3 separate regions of the Homo sapiens genome follow, and regions 2 and 3 are each linked to region 1. The links are chromatin contacts, found by Hi-C or POLR2A ChIA-PET in ENCODE. All regions are on one chromosome and are shown on one strand. The core of a region is the stretch at or near the end of the contact, and the rest is flanking DNA. Distances in the headings are between cores, read along the strand shown.

What was found. Hi-C counts contacts between places; a loop is a spot of excess contacts on that map. ChIA-PET counts read pairs that join two places held with the same protein, here RNA polymerase II (POLR2A). Pooled maps may share reads with other maps.
Region 2: a loop to region 1 is called in a map of CD8-positive, alpha-beta T cell, with 6 times the contacts of the local background. The contact joins the promoter of HSPE1-MOB4 here to the promoter of BMPR2 in region 1. A Hi-C loop is called at or near these places in 1 of 168 maps with a recorded cell type or tissue (CD8-positive, alpha-beta T cell) and 6 of 50 pooled maps. POLR2A ChIA-PET finds 5 or more read pairs at or near these places in 1 of 52 experiments (OCI-LY7).
Region 3: a loop to region 1 is called in a map of B cell, with 23 times the contacts of the local background. The contact joins the enhancer-like site here to the promoter of BMPR2 in region 1. A Hi-C loop is called at or near these places in 1 of 168 maps with a recorded cell type or tissue (B cell), 1 of 37 single-sample maps with no recorded cell type and 3 of 50 pooled maps.

Annotation. Positions count from the first base shown.
Region 1 is chr2:202,373,183-202,377,576 of GRCh38, reverse strand. BMPR2 (bone morphogenetic protein receptor type 2) reads right to left here and starts at 1,250. Exons shown (of 13, transcript NM_001204.7): 1 at 27-1,250. The coding sequence starts at 102. RefSeq lists enhancers at 1-688, 1,843-2,132, 2,243-2,402 and silencers at 743-802, 873-932, 1,063-1,552, 1,703-1,752.
Region 2 is chr2:197,497,804-197,502,197 of GRCh38, reverse strand. HSPE1-MOB4 (HSPE1-MOB4 readthrough) reads right to left here and starts at 1,819. Exons shown (of 9, transcript NM_001202485.2): 1 at 1,759-1,819; 2 at 960-1,124. The coding sequence starts at 1,761. HSPD1 (heat shock protein family D (Hsp60) member 1) reads left to right here and starts at 2,358. Exons shown (of 12, transcript NM_002156.5): 1 at 2,358-2,416; 2 at 3,348-3,523. The coding sequence starts at 3,350. It overlaps HSPE1 (heat shock protein family E (Hsp10) member 1), which reads right to left and starts at 1,819. Exons shown (of 4, transcript NM_002157.3): 1 at 1,759-1,819; 2 at 960-1,124. The coding sequence starts at 1,761. RefSeq lists an enhancer at 1,699-1,758 and silencers at 1,899-1,958, 2,149-2,478.
Region 3 is chr2:205,705,068-205,709,461 of GRCh38, reverse strand. All of the region lies in intron 2 of NRP2 (neuropilin 2), which reads right to left. Among named protein-coding and RNA genes, the nearest start is that of NRP2, 25 kb to the right of the region's middle. RefSeq lists enhancers at 108-267, 559-1,335, 2,211-2,510, 2,721-2,860. Within about 2 kb of position 2,566, at least 31 of the 41 ENCODE cell types and tissues checked have a DNase peak (open chromatin) inside an H3K27ac peak, as active enhancers do; they include B cell, where a contact is called at or near this core.

The DNA.
Region 1 (4,394 bases), core at 1-2,500:
GGGACGTGCCGGCCGGAGCTACTCACCAGCCGCAGTGCTGACCAGCAGGATGGTCCATGGTAGCCAGGGCACCCGCCAGGGCCGCTGCAGCGAGGAAGTCATCCCTGGGCCAGCCAAGAATCAGGAGGGCAAAGAAAAGAAATATGGGAAGTAGACCGGCGGAGAAACAGCCGGGAGGCTCGTCTTCTCTCCCGTGGACTGATCCTGCCCGTATCACAATACAGTTTGAAAGGACAAATGGCTGATGAGAGGACCTAGCTGCAGAGCTTTCATGCCGCTGCAGAAATTCCCTTCATTTCTCTCCCTCGCGGCTGGGGGGGTTCCTTCGCCTCGGACGGGGTGCCGCGGCCCTCCAAACGGAAGGCATGTCTGTGGGGAAAGCAGGGAGCCAAGAAGAAATCCCCCAAATTATTTCCCTCGTAGTTTCACGATATCAAAAAAATATCCAGGTCTGGGAGAAAACATATCCAGGGTGCGGAGGGCGGGGATTCGATCCGGGGTCGGGGGGCGAGGGTCAGAACTAGTTCCCGACTGCCGGGAAGGACGAAGCCGGACGGGCGGCGGCGGCGCCCGGCAGCCCTAGTCGCATCGCCCGCGGCTCCGGGAAGGCAGGATTCCTTAAGTTTCGCTTCGGTGCTTCCTTCACTCTGATTTCGAAAACAACAAATCCTCTTCCTTGACTGGATCAAAAAAGGTGCCTGCCTCCATGGACAAGCTCACAGTCCCCACGCCTTCGCAGAACAACCGTGAGAGGGTTGGGGAGGCCCTGGCGAAGGCTGAGGAGAGGTAGGAGCGGGGGAGGGGAGGGGTCGCGGTCGCGGCCCCGGTCCGGGCTCCCCGAGACGGCAGGCGGAGTGGGTGTGAGAGGCTGCCCCTTCTAGTCCTCCCGGCGGCGCTCCCTTCCCTTCCTCGCTTTTTATTCCTGCGGCTCGATCTTGCCTGAGGTAAATTCCACCAAGAAAGCCTCCTCTTCTCCCGTCAATGGCTCCTGTGAGCGAATCACAACCCCCCGAGGAAGCCGCTGCTGCTGCCGCCGCCGCCGCCGCCGCCGCCGCCGCCGCCGCCTCGTTCTCCCGCAGCTCTGGGCTCCTGACGGAACTCGGGCGTCGCGGACCGAGGGCGGGGGGCGGCGGGAGGGCGGATGAAGGTAGCCGGGGAAGGGGGTGGGCAGGGAGGCGGCGAGACACCCTGCGTCCCTCCGGGAGGCACTTCCAGTGGCTCCGAGCAGACCAGACACAAAGGGGGGAGTCGCCGCAGCTGCCAGTCTGCGGCGCTCCCGGTCACCGGAGTCGCCCCGCCTCCGCCGCCGCCTCCGCCTCCTCCTCAGTCTCCGGCTCTTCCCGGCCCTGTCTGTCTCTAGCCTGTGGTGCAGAGCGGGCGGCGGCGGCGGCGGCGCCGGCGGCGGGATGAAGCCCGCACTGCGCCTGCGCGCTCACGGCCCCGCCCGGCCCCGCCCCTCGTTCGGGGCTGGCTGAGGGCTCCGAGGCCCCACCGCAGCGCGTCTCTCCGGTGAATGGCCGAGGGCTGGGTGGGGCTGCGGTGGGCAGCGGTGGCCTTTCTCCTTCACACACATACACATGCCTTCCAAATGTGCATGGCTTGGGATTCGCGTATTTGTTTAAGAGACGACGGCCACATCCTTTTGTTCGGCGTTCAGCAGACTCCTCCGAGTTCCGGGATTTCTCCCGACTGAGGCGTCTCCGTCTCAGTACTCTCGGAGGAAAGCCTCGAGGGGCAGAACTGCCCTCTGTTGTTTCACGGGGCTGGAACCTCCCTCTCCGCAGCCCAAAGAATCCGGATGGACCCGCCTTTCCCAGAACCGGAGACCTTGGCCTCCTCAGGCTCCCCTCTGACTCAAACAAAAGCCGGAATTGGAAAGACCACCCCTTTGATGTGTTCGCTGTAATCGACGTCCTGCTTTCCTCAACCGCCCATTCCCTTAGCCTTCTTAGTTGACAGGAATATTGAGTATTTGCAAGGATGCGAAGCCAGAAAAAAAAAAAAGACTTTTAATTCTATAAATCGTCCCGCTGCGTGCGCGCGTCTGTCCGTACAGCGCGGTGCCCACCCCGAGAGAGGGCCTGGATTCACCAAGGCTGGGGGCCTTGAGGGCTTTTTAGGGCACGTGAAAGGAAAATGGAGTTAGAGTTGTGTCGGGATAGAGAGTGGGATCATTTTGCACTCAAGGAATTGAGAAGATCCCGTTGGTACCGCAGTTTCCAAGGATTTGTGTAGTGCGTTTTTTGGATCTGGTTTGTACAAGCGACCAGTATAGGAGACGGGATCCCTCCCGCCCTTACACCCCGCTGCGGGGTCAGCCGACGTGGGTGGGATTTTGCTGGCGGCGAGGGGAGAAGGTGACGTGCGTGGCGCCATGATCGGAAGTCTGGACTGAATTCTTAGCTGCGAGGTGGAAAATGCGCGTGGGAGGGCGATCTTGAGGGGTGAAGTCTGGCCTTCCCATCTCCTACCAGGCAGGAGGGTTATGCTGAAGGCTGGTTTTGCTGGTCTTTCATTGTGGCTAAGGGCAGTTCCACAGATACAGTCATAGATAGACTCCTTAAGTCATGCTCTGCTTGCTTCTTCTAGTCCGCTGTTACCTCTTTATCTGAATTTGATGTAAATAAATCTCCACATTCCTTAAACTGGTTCTGTTATACTAAACATCTTCCATAATTAGGGGTTGTAGCAATACCAACCCCGGATTCTAAGACTCTTTTTAGTTGAAATATGTTTATGCTGTTTACCCTTTAGACAGAGAAAAAAAAATTCTACCTAGTAAAATCCCTTAAAAAGACGAAGAGCATATGCTTTGATTCATTAGCTTTATTTATTTAGGTTTTATTTATTTATTTATTTATTTATTGAGGCGGAGTCTTGCTCTGTCGACCAGGCTGCGGTGCAGTGGCGCGATCTCGACTCACTGCAACCTCCACCTCCCAGGTTCAAGCAATTCTCCGGCCTGAACCTCCCGAGTAGCTGAGATTACAGGCGGCGCCATCACGCCCGGCTAATTTTTGTATTTTTAGTGGAGACAGGGTTTCACCATGTTTGCCAGGCTGGTCTCGAACTCCTGACCTCACGTGATCCGCCCGTCTCGACCTCCCAAAGTGCTGGGATTACAGACGTGAGCCACCGCCCCCGACCGATTCTTTATAGCTTTATTACTGTATTTTGTTTTGCCCAAAAGGTCTAAATTAGAAACGGTATTGTTTTACCATTTGTCTTTCAAGAACTGAGAGTTTCTAGCACTCAGAGAAATTGGATTTTAGTATGTTAGAGGTGCAGAAAGTTTAAAGTTTATTAATTCGTAGTACACTTTTATCTTCCTCAAATTGAGATCAAGTACTTCATCATTCAATTTTTATTTGCTTAAGATTTTTTCCAAGAAACATTAAGTGTCCTTTTTGTAGTTCCCCCTTATCCACCGTTTCAGTTACCTGCAGTCAACCACGGTCTGAAAATATTACATGGAAAGTTCCAGAAATAATAAGTGGTGTTTTTTTTTGTTGTTGTTGTTTTTGTTTTTTTTGAGACGTAGTTTCTCTTTTGTTGCCCAAGCTGGAGCACAATGGCACGATCTCAGCTCACAGCAACCTCCGCCTCCCAGACTCAAGCGATTCTCCTGCCTCAGCCCCCTGAGTAGCTGGGATTACAGGCATGCGCCACCACACCCGGCTAGTTTTGTATTTTTAGTAGAGATGGAGTTTCACCATGTTGGTCAGCCTGGTCTCGAACTCCTGACCTCAGGTGATCCGCCCTTCTGGCCTCCCAAAATGATAGGATTAGAGGCGTGAGCCACTGCGCCTGGCCTCATAAATTTTAAATTGAGTACTGTTACTAACTAGCTGTGAGGAAATCGCTGCCATCCCACACTGTCCTTCTGGGATGTGAATCATGGTTTGTACAGTGTATCCGCTATAACCTCCTTAATCACTTAGTAGCAGTCTCTTATCAGACTGACTGTGGCAGTATGCAATATCCAAGTGCTTGTGTTCAACTAACCCTCGTTTTACTTAATAATGGCCCCAAAGCACAAGAGTAGTGATGCTGGCAATTCAGCCATACAGAAGCTGTAAAGTGCTTCCTGTAAGTTAAAACGTCAGAGTTCTTGCCTGTAATCTCAGCACTTTGGGAGGCCGAGGCAGGCAGATCACAAGGTCAGGATGATCGAGACCATCCTGGCTAACACGGTGAAACCCTGTCTCTACTGAAAATACAAAAAAATTAGCCAGGCGTGGTGGCAGGCGCCTGTAGTCCCAGCCACTCGGGAGGCTGAGGCAGTGAATGAATGGCATGAACCCGGGAGGTGGGGCTTGCAGTGAGCCGAGATCATGCCACTGGACTCCAGCCTGGGCGACAGAGCAAGACTCTGTCTCAAAAAAAAAAAAAAA
Region 2 (4,394 bases), core at 570-3,069, 4.9 Mb after region 1:
GGCATTCAGAGCTGTCCCAGGCTGCAGATTGGACAAGACTGACCAACCTGTTCCTCTGGTAGGTATACAACCAGGTATACCAACTGGTTAAGATTAGGGCAATTTCAATGTGTTAGGGGTTAAACGAACAGTCCAAGTTTCCTCTCAATTCTTAAATGCCCCCTCATTTTACCTTGAAGCACATCTTTTGTATTTATTTATTTTGTAGACAGGAGGTCTCATTATGTTGCCCAGACTGATTTTGAACTCCTGATTTTGAATCCTGAGCTCAAACGATCCTCCTGCTTTGGCCTCCCAAAATGCAAGGATTACAGGTGTGAGCCACCACGCACAGCCTCTTTTGTCTTATTAAAAATTTAGAATGTAAGGCAAACACTGATCACACTAGGCTACCAAATTGCTATTGAGGGGATTTTTTTTTTTTTTTTTTGAGACAGAATCTCGCCCTGTCCCCCATACTGGAATGCAGGGGCGCCTTGCAACCTCGGCTCCTTGCAACCTCCGCCTCCAGGGTTCAAATGATTCTCCTGCCTCAGCCTCCCCAGTAGCTGGGATTACAGGCGCATGCCACCACACCCGGCTAATTTTTGTATCTTTAGTAGAGACGGGGTTTCACCATGTTGGTCAGGCTGGTCTTGAACTCCTGACCTTGTGATCCGCACACCTCGGCCTCCCAAAGTGCTGAGATTACAGGCGAGAGCCACCGCACCCGGCCTATTGAGGACAATTTTTAATACTCTGAAACTATCACATAAAATAAGCATCATAGCATTGGTCATATAAAATAAGCAACTTTATATTAGTCATTTCCCTTTAAGAAACAGATTAGAACCAAAGCAGTTAATGATCTTGAAAACGACATAAACTCTACTTAATAAGCGACTTTTAATACTCCAGAATTACTTCTTTTCCCTCCACTGCACACTATAAAAAATAGTTCCACTGCAGCTCCCATTTACCTTTCCTTTAGAACCCGATCCAACAGCGACTACTGTTGCTTGCAATACTTTTCCTTGAGATTTTTCTGGAAGCATAATGCCTCCTTTGGTTACAGTTTCAGCAGCACTCCTTTCAACCAATACTCGGTCAAAGAGTGGAAGAAACTTTCTAAACGCTTGTCCTGCCTGTAGGAAGAGAAATGTTTTGAAACAAAAACTAAATGTAATCACATTATCAACAGGCAACGCCACCGTGCTATACATCTCAACACGTTTTGGCTTTGAAAGTTAACACCAAACCTCAGCTTATTCGTTAAGGAAGCGCATTTGAATGTACTAACCAATATTCCAAGTTTAATTCCCGATTCCTTACGTCTGTTAGGGGTCGTTGTCGCTCCTCCGGTGAGCAACCAGACCAGCTTTAAGGTCAACCTTAGTTTATTCCAAGGTCAAATGTTTTCCTTCTTCAGGTTTTTCCAGAAATTTTCAGGAAACGCTGGGTCAAGCTCCCTGCCTGGCACCATGATTTTTACCCAAGATATTACACATCCACAAAGGCCCTGCAGAAGCAGGTGAGACGCTGCGCGTGCGCCCGGGTTCTCGCCCCCCTGCCTTACACACCGGCAGCACACGCGCGTGCAAAGAGCCCTGGGGGAGAAAAGGGTCGGGCGGGCCTTGCCGCTCCAAGGTGCCATCGGGCGCTGGTCACTGAGTGGCCACCAATCCCTCCCGCCCAGCCCAACAAAAGAGGGGCGTCAGGGATCCCCGTACGCCTCAGACAGGCCCGGGCCTGCAGGCCTCGGGGCCACGCGGGACTCACCATTACTCCCTCCGCCTCAGACTCGTACTCTGCTCTAGTGTAGCGCCGCAAAGAGACTCGCAGTCCGGCCCTGGCGACACGTGAAAAAATCACCCAGCGCGCAGGCGCGCTCGCCCCAGCGGTCGCCGCTAGCCCCCTCGCCCCTCCCAGGGAGGGAGGGCGGTCGCCCCGACGCGCACCGCGATTCGCCCCAAGGGCCCTGCGCAGGACGCTGACGCGAAGACTCGGAGGCGGAAGAAAAAAGGAGCTGTTTCTAGGCTTTTCTAGGCGCCCAGCCGAGGTGAAAGAACTACCCCTTCGTCCCCTCCCGGAAATGACGCGATTTGACCCTTGAGCCGTAGGGAGCGCGGCATTTTCTGGAAAGTTCTGGAACCGAGCGAGGCCCGGGAACTAGACTAAGCCGGCCGGAGAGGGCTGAGCGCGCTAGCACACCCTGCGCGGGTAGGGAGGGGCGGGGCTCGCGCGCAGGGTGTGCAGATTGCAGGGCCCGGGCTGACGGGAAGTGGGTGGGAGCTGCCTGCACACGCGGTGCCGCGGGGCGGGAGTAGAGGCGGAGGGAGGGGACACGGGCTCATTGCGGTGTGCGCCCTGCACTCTGTCCCTCACTCGCCGCCGACGACCTGTCTCGCCGAGCGCACGCCTTGCCGCCGCCCCGCAGGTACGCGGCCTTCCCGCACCACCTCCCCCCGGCTCCTGCGACCCCCGAGTGGGCCTTCCTCCTCTGCGGTCCAGCTGGAGGGTGCGGGCGGCGACAACCTGGAGTTCCGCACCGCGCCGCACCGCAGGCCCAGGCCTGCGGGTCCAGGCCTCGCGGGTCCATGCGGGTTCCATCACGTGCGACGCGGATCCTGGACCTCGGCTGGGCGCGGGAGGGACAACTCGTGGGGTTTGAATTTGGGGGATTGTAACCACTTAGGCCCGCTGGTGCAACCTGCGCCTGGCCGACTTCAGGGAACCGGGGAGGGTGGTGTACGTGAGGGAACCGCTTTTTTCCCCCGCAGGCAGCTGGGATACCGCGCCTCCAGTCTTGACCTTGCTGGGGGCGTTCGGAAAGAAGGACACGTGGGCTCGCGCCGAGTGGGCCGGGCCGCCGCCCCCAGCATCGCGGCCTTGCTGGTTGCTCTGATACAGTAGCCTTGGGTGGATCCATGGAGACACTTTGCTGAGCGGCTTTTTGCACCGTCAGGAATACTTTTAACTTCCCTGGTCACTTGGATTTGTAACTTGCCTCTCTCCGGCTGACTTGGTTTCTCAGGGGCCACAGTTGGAGTGGGTCTGCCCACAAGGCCGTTTTCGCGGTGAAAGATTAACTCGTTTTTGGCGGCAGGGATAGGTGGCCGTGGGGAAGGAGCCGCATGTGCTTTGTGCTGGTGCTATAGGTCAGGCGCCGGCCGGGGCGGCCTCTTTAGCTTGCGCTAGTGGCTGATGTTCCGAAGCTGCGGCGCCTTCCGTCATTCAGGCGTAGTGGCTGGCGGAGGTCAGCCAGGCTCAGCATCTCACGTTGCTTGCTCTGTTGCACAGGTGGGCATGTTTGTTCTGCAGCGCACCACGGGTGGTAGTTCTGATGATCTTTTTGCTTCCATCCCCAGAAATGCTTCGGTTACCCACAGTCTTTCGCCAGATGAGACCGGTGTCCAGGGTACTGGCTCCTCATCTCACTCGGGCTTATGCCAAAGATGTAAAATTTGGTGCAGATGCCCGAGCCTTAATGCTTCAAGGTGTAGACCTTTTAGCCGATGCTGTGGCCGTTACAATGGGGCCAAAGGTACCAGTATTTTTATTTTATTGTAATTACGGTATTATTAATAGCATTTTACTCACAAATAGTCGCACTGAACTATTCAACAGTACTTTCATCTCCATTTTTGAGAGAACTCAGTTTACATGTAAGAATTCTGAAGTATTGGTTAGCCTTTTTTTCTTAGACATGATCTTAAAGCTTAAACTGCTTCAGCCAGATTTTCGAAACTATTTTGTTCAATGTGTGATGTAATCAGGTAGTAACTTACAGCTCAAGGTGGATTCTTAAACTCGAGGTAGAATTTCGCTGGCTTAAGTTAAAATTTGGATCCTTTCCCAGTAGTTCATGCCAAGTGTAGAGAGAAGAGTTTAACTTATCTTCCATAATTCCTTAGGTATGTGCTTGTAGATGCTAAATTTTTTTTTGGTTTATTGTAGTAAAATGTACACAACATAAAATTACCATTAAGTGTGCACTTTGGGGACATCAATTACATTTATGTTGTGCAGTCATCACCACCATCCATCTCCAAAACTTTTTATATGGAAAAATTGTAACTTTGTACTCATTAGACAGTAGCTTCCCATTCTCTCCTCCACCCCAAGATGCTAGTTTTACCCATCGGTTTTCTGCTGTTCTCTTGTTCCAAAGCATATTTAAAATAAGTCTCATTTAATAGGGGTAATGTTTTGAGGAGGCCTTTGAAGGTGGTGTGCAGTCAAGTGGTGCTTCATTTCAGTTTGAAGACAGTTCAGATATCAAGTGATCCAACAACTGCCTAAAATACAACATTTGCACACCTCACAAATAGAAAGTAGCAGCTTTAGTTCAAATCCAAAGGATGGCCAATAATTGTGCCATGGTTGAAGTTTTATGTTGCGTGAACCTGGAAGAG
Region 3 (4,394 bases), core at 1,317-3,816, 3.3 Mb before region 1:
GGTGGTGGCAGGATTGCGAAGGTACATGCAGGCCCAGCACAGTGCCAGATGCCTTAAGGAAGCACCTGAGAGCCCCTGGCTATTTTTATTATTACCAGCATAAAACAAAACAGGATGGTGGATGTGGAGAAGAGAAGAGTTACACACACATGACACCTTGGGAGCCAGACAGGAGAAGATGAAACGAAAAGCACAGTTAGAGGCAGTCTCAATACCCTGCTTCTTGGGGCTGGGTTTCTAAAAAATCATCCCCCTGCACAAATCCATCAACAGTGTTTCAGACACTTGAGTTTTCGAGATTTTATTTCAAACTTGTGTTTCTGAGCCCAGGCTATGTTCAAAACCACCCGTCCTCCATCTGCTGTCTTAGATAGCAAGGTGCTCAAGCTCCCAAGAGGCTGGTGAGTTAATGCATATCAATGGGTCAGCACAGTGTATGGCACACAGTACATGCTCCATGAATAGCCATTTGTTGTTACTGCTGCTGTTATTCTTGTTTGCTATTTAACGCCAAGGGCTCAAACAGTTACCAAACTCTGTATTTGTTTGGGTATCTGCATCAGTACCAAGCGCCTTTTTAATAGTGGCTGTTTGCAGTTGTATTTTCTTCCTTCATTTCTTCCCACCACAAATCGCTGATATTTTGAGCTTCTTATCCACAATCCCCTCACAACCAGGGTCACCATGGCTCTTCAGAAAGGAGGAAGTCTGACCACCCACCAAAGGAAGTACACGGAGAGAATAACCCAAAACAAACTGAAGGAATTATTCCAAAAAACCTTGAAGGCAAGAAAATGGAAACGACAAATAACATCTATTTATAATTGCTGGCTCTTTTTCCGCAAAGGCCCTGCGATGATGGTGAGGGCCCCGCCAATCTCATTGTTCCTCATGGAGCAGGCTGCCAAGAATGCCTCCTGACGTGAGGAAGGAGGCCACTCCAGACAACGCATCTGATAAGTCTCTCTGAAGGTGAACTTTCAGAGAATTAAGGGCACGCAACAAAGCCTCCCCAACTTCTGCACTGGTCCTTTGGGTGAATACCATTTCCCTCGCTGACCTGGCTGGCCAGCAAGGCGCATTCCTGAGGCCGTGTGGTCACGGGTCTGCTCTGCTTCTGGACCAGCACACACACTGGAGGCCACTTGGATGAAACATGTTTGCTTATGTAAGGAATGGTTTTCTAGGCAACCGGTGCCAATGTGAAGTTTAAGGCTTTGGGGGCAGGCTGCTTTCAGCATGAGTGTTGGGTCTTTCGTTGGTCTGCTCTGTGTCTATAAAATCCTCACCCTCTGCAGTCAACTTAAAGGGCCCCTTGGTAGCATTCTGGAATGATACCAGAGTGCAAAGGAAGAGTAGTCCACAATTTCTTTCCATTTCTGTTTTTCTCAGCGGCAGCAGCAGCACTAGCAGGTGTAAAGGTGAATCCCAGCAGGGCCAGGACTTACTAAATTTTCCTACGCTGGCCTGGATCAATCATGCTTGTGTGCCTCAGTTGGCCTCATTTGACAAAAGGGAACAGGAATCATGCCTTTGTGCCCGGTGGGGCTGCCTGCATGGGTGGTCACTGAAGGGCAATCAGAGCACAGCGTCTGGGGCCCCTGGTGTGCTGGCAGTGCCCCTTTACTCGGCAGGGTGAACAGTTCCCTCCGGAATAGGTGTTCACACTAATTCTGGCTCCCAGGGGATCCAATTGTGAGGGCAAATCATAACTTCCCCGTCTGTCCAAAAAACGGGAGCCTGCTGGGAACGGAAGTGTACTGGGCACCAGGGAATCCACCACAGCAACAGAAAAGTCCTTTTTGTTTTTCCAGGGATTTAGGCTCCATATCATTTTTCTATTCCTCTTTGCTGGCATCCAGCCTCCCTAACAAAACTTGGAAGATGCAAAACTCATCTGAAAAACGTGCCATGCAGAAATCCAAGTAGGGGACAGTTTGGGAGTAGGTGGCAGGTGTGATGGGCCTCCCTTTTAGAGTTCATTTACTTGGAGCTTCAGATTACAGAGCTTGGAGCTTCTCCTGGCTCCAGGGGCAAACTTGTCACTACTGTGCAAAAAACACCATGGTGTGGAAATGATGGGCCTGCACTAATGTCCAAGCAGGAAAGGGCTGCTGCCACGCCAGGGCGGAGATTCTGAATCTAGCACTCAGGGGCCAGTCAGCTGGAACCGCTTCCGTTTGTGACTATGCTTTCGACAGCTGCATTCTGAAGCATCATGCTGCACAGGCAGCCCGGGCCATGTGAGGCATGTTAAAGCATTCACCTTCTCTCCCCATCCCAGAAATGCCCTTTCCATTCTGAGAGAACAGGTTGGGGTTTGTTGGGGGTGGAAGAAGCAAGCATTTAGGAATGTTGGGTGCTCCTGGCTAGAGCCTCATAAGACCATGAAGAAAGATGTTTAGAAAGGACATGAGCTTCTACAAGAAAGGGAACCAGATTACAGGAAGTCTCTAAGCAGGATGGGAGCTGTGTGAGTCAGACCTTGAAGGATCTTTATTCATCTCACAGCCAGAAGCAGGCTGTTTGTTTTGCGCACAGAGCTTCTGGCTGGTTGGCCACAATATTGTAGCGACCAGTGGAGGCCCTGGCAGTGTGGGAGGAGGCATCAGTGCCGGGGATGAGCTTCAAGAGCCACGTGTGTATAAAGGCCCAGGCAGTGAAGAGTACAGCAGAAAAGGCCCCCAAGAAGATAACTCAGTACCCCACCATTTAACCCAGCAGCCTGCCCTGAGGCTTGGACTAAATCTTGTATCTGCTTGGACCTCAGTTTCCCAGCAGATGACCCCCCAAAATAATAGTTTCTTACCCTCCTACCACTCTCAAAAGATGACACATAGATAAATCGCTTTGAACTTTTAGATGAAAGGTGCTGTATAAACCTGAGGTCTCATCAACTGTAATTGTTACAGTAATTATTTTAATGATAATAATGATGATAATGGGAGAGGGGGGTCGGGTGGGGACGAAACCTCCTACTTTGAGACAAAGAAAATCTCTTCCATTAAAACCTGCATCACGAATCCTTCTGCTCCAAGCTCTCAACCATCTCTTTCAAACTGCCAGTTCCTGGGCTGAAATATTATTTATTCCTTTCCTTTCCAATAAAACAATTATTTGTTCCACCATTTCCCCCCTCGTTCACTCTCCGGTGTGTCTGGCTTCGTCCTGACAGCTCGGCCACGGACTGTTTACATGTCTCGCTCACCCTCCAAGACTCTGGTTCAGCTCCATTGACACTAAAGGCAGGCGAATTCTCTCGGTGTGAGGAATCAATTACTTCCGCTGACACTCTATTACTGGCCCTCACATCTTTGGACTCCAGATGGAGAGTGAAGGTGGTGGTGAGGATGGCAGGGAATTTGAAGAGGATGGTGAGCGGGGCTGTGGGGGGATTGGGGGAGTAGGAGGTAGGTGACAGGGAGGCAGAGAGAGACGATGGACTGAGAGGCCTCTGGCTTGTATTTAAAGACACAGAAAGAGATCTCTCTCCTTGACTGCCCCGCTGGCATCCGGAGGTGACTGCATGGCAGGAAGAGGCAAAGAAAAGGAATAAAAAGAGAAAAGGAAAAGAAAAGGCTTGTCAAGGATATCTAAAGAAATCAGAGAGGCCCCAAATACCTAAGCACTGGGACAGCAGATGACAGCTCCAAGCAGATTGACACAGGTATACAAAGGCAGCTTTGGGCTGCCTGGCTTCAAACCCAGCCCCACGATTACTATCTGTGTGATCTCTCAGGGCCTCAGTATCTACATCTGTTAAATGGGATAATAGTAGTACCAGTACCAGCTGTGGCGGTTAAACATAGAAAACTTAGGGTAGGACCTGATGTCTGGCAAGAGTTCAATAAATGTTTGCTATTGTTGTCTAATTTTGAGAGTTCCTCCACGTGACCCACAAACATACAGTTGAGTCCCCAGTGGGAAAAAGTAGAAAAATATTAGAGACTGCCAAGATGCTTGGCTACAAAGCTCGAAAAGAGGCATAAAAAAAGTCATGCTTTTCTGCTGCCCTCCCAAACCTAAGCCCAACTCACATTTCTTTCTCCTTTTCCTTTTCCTTCTTCTTTTTAGAAAATTTTATTTTGACCCAGCTAACATTTTTCAGGGATTCTCCTTCTAGGAAAAAAATTTTGATTATGTAAATTAAATACAACCATCTACTCTGCAATCAACTGAGATGAGTTGTGAGGCACGATGTCCCATAATGAAGGACGATTACAGAAGCTCTTTTCTGGAAGGAAAGACAAGGGCAGCTGATATCTTTTTTTTTTTTTTCTGGAATTATTTATCCAGGCAGAAGTATAAGAATGGAATTAAATTATCTTTTGAGTTTCTCTTAATCCAAAGGCTTAAATCCCTTGCCAGTAAAAAGGACAAAACAAAAAGAATAT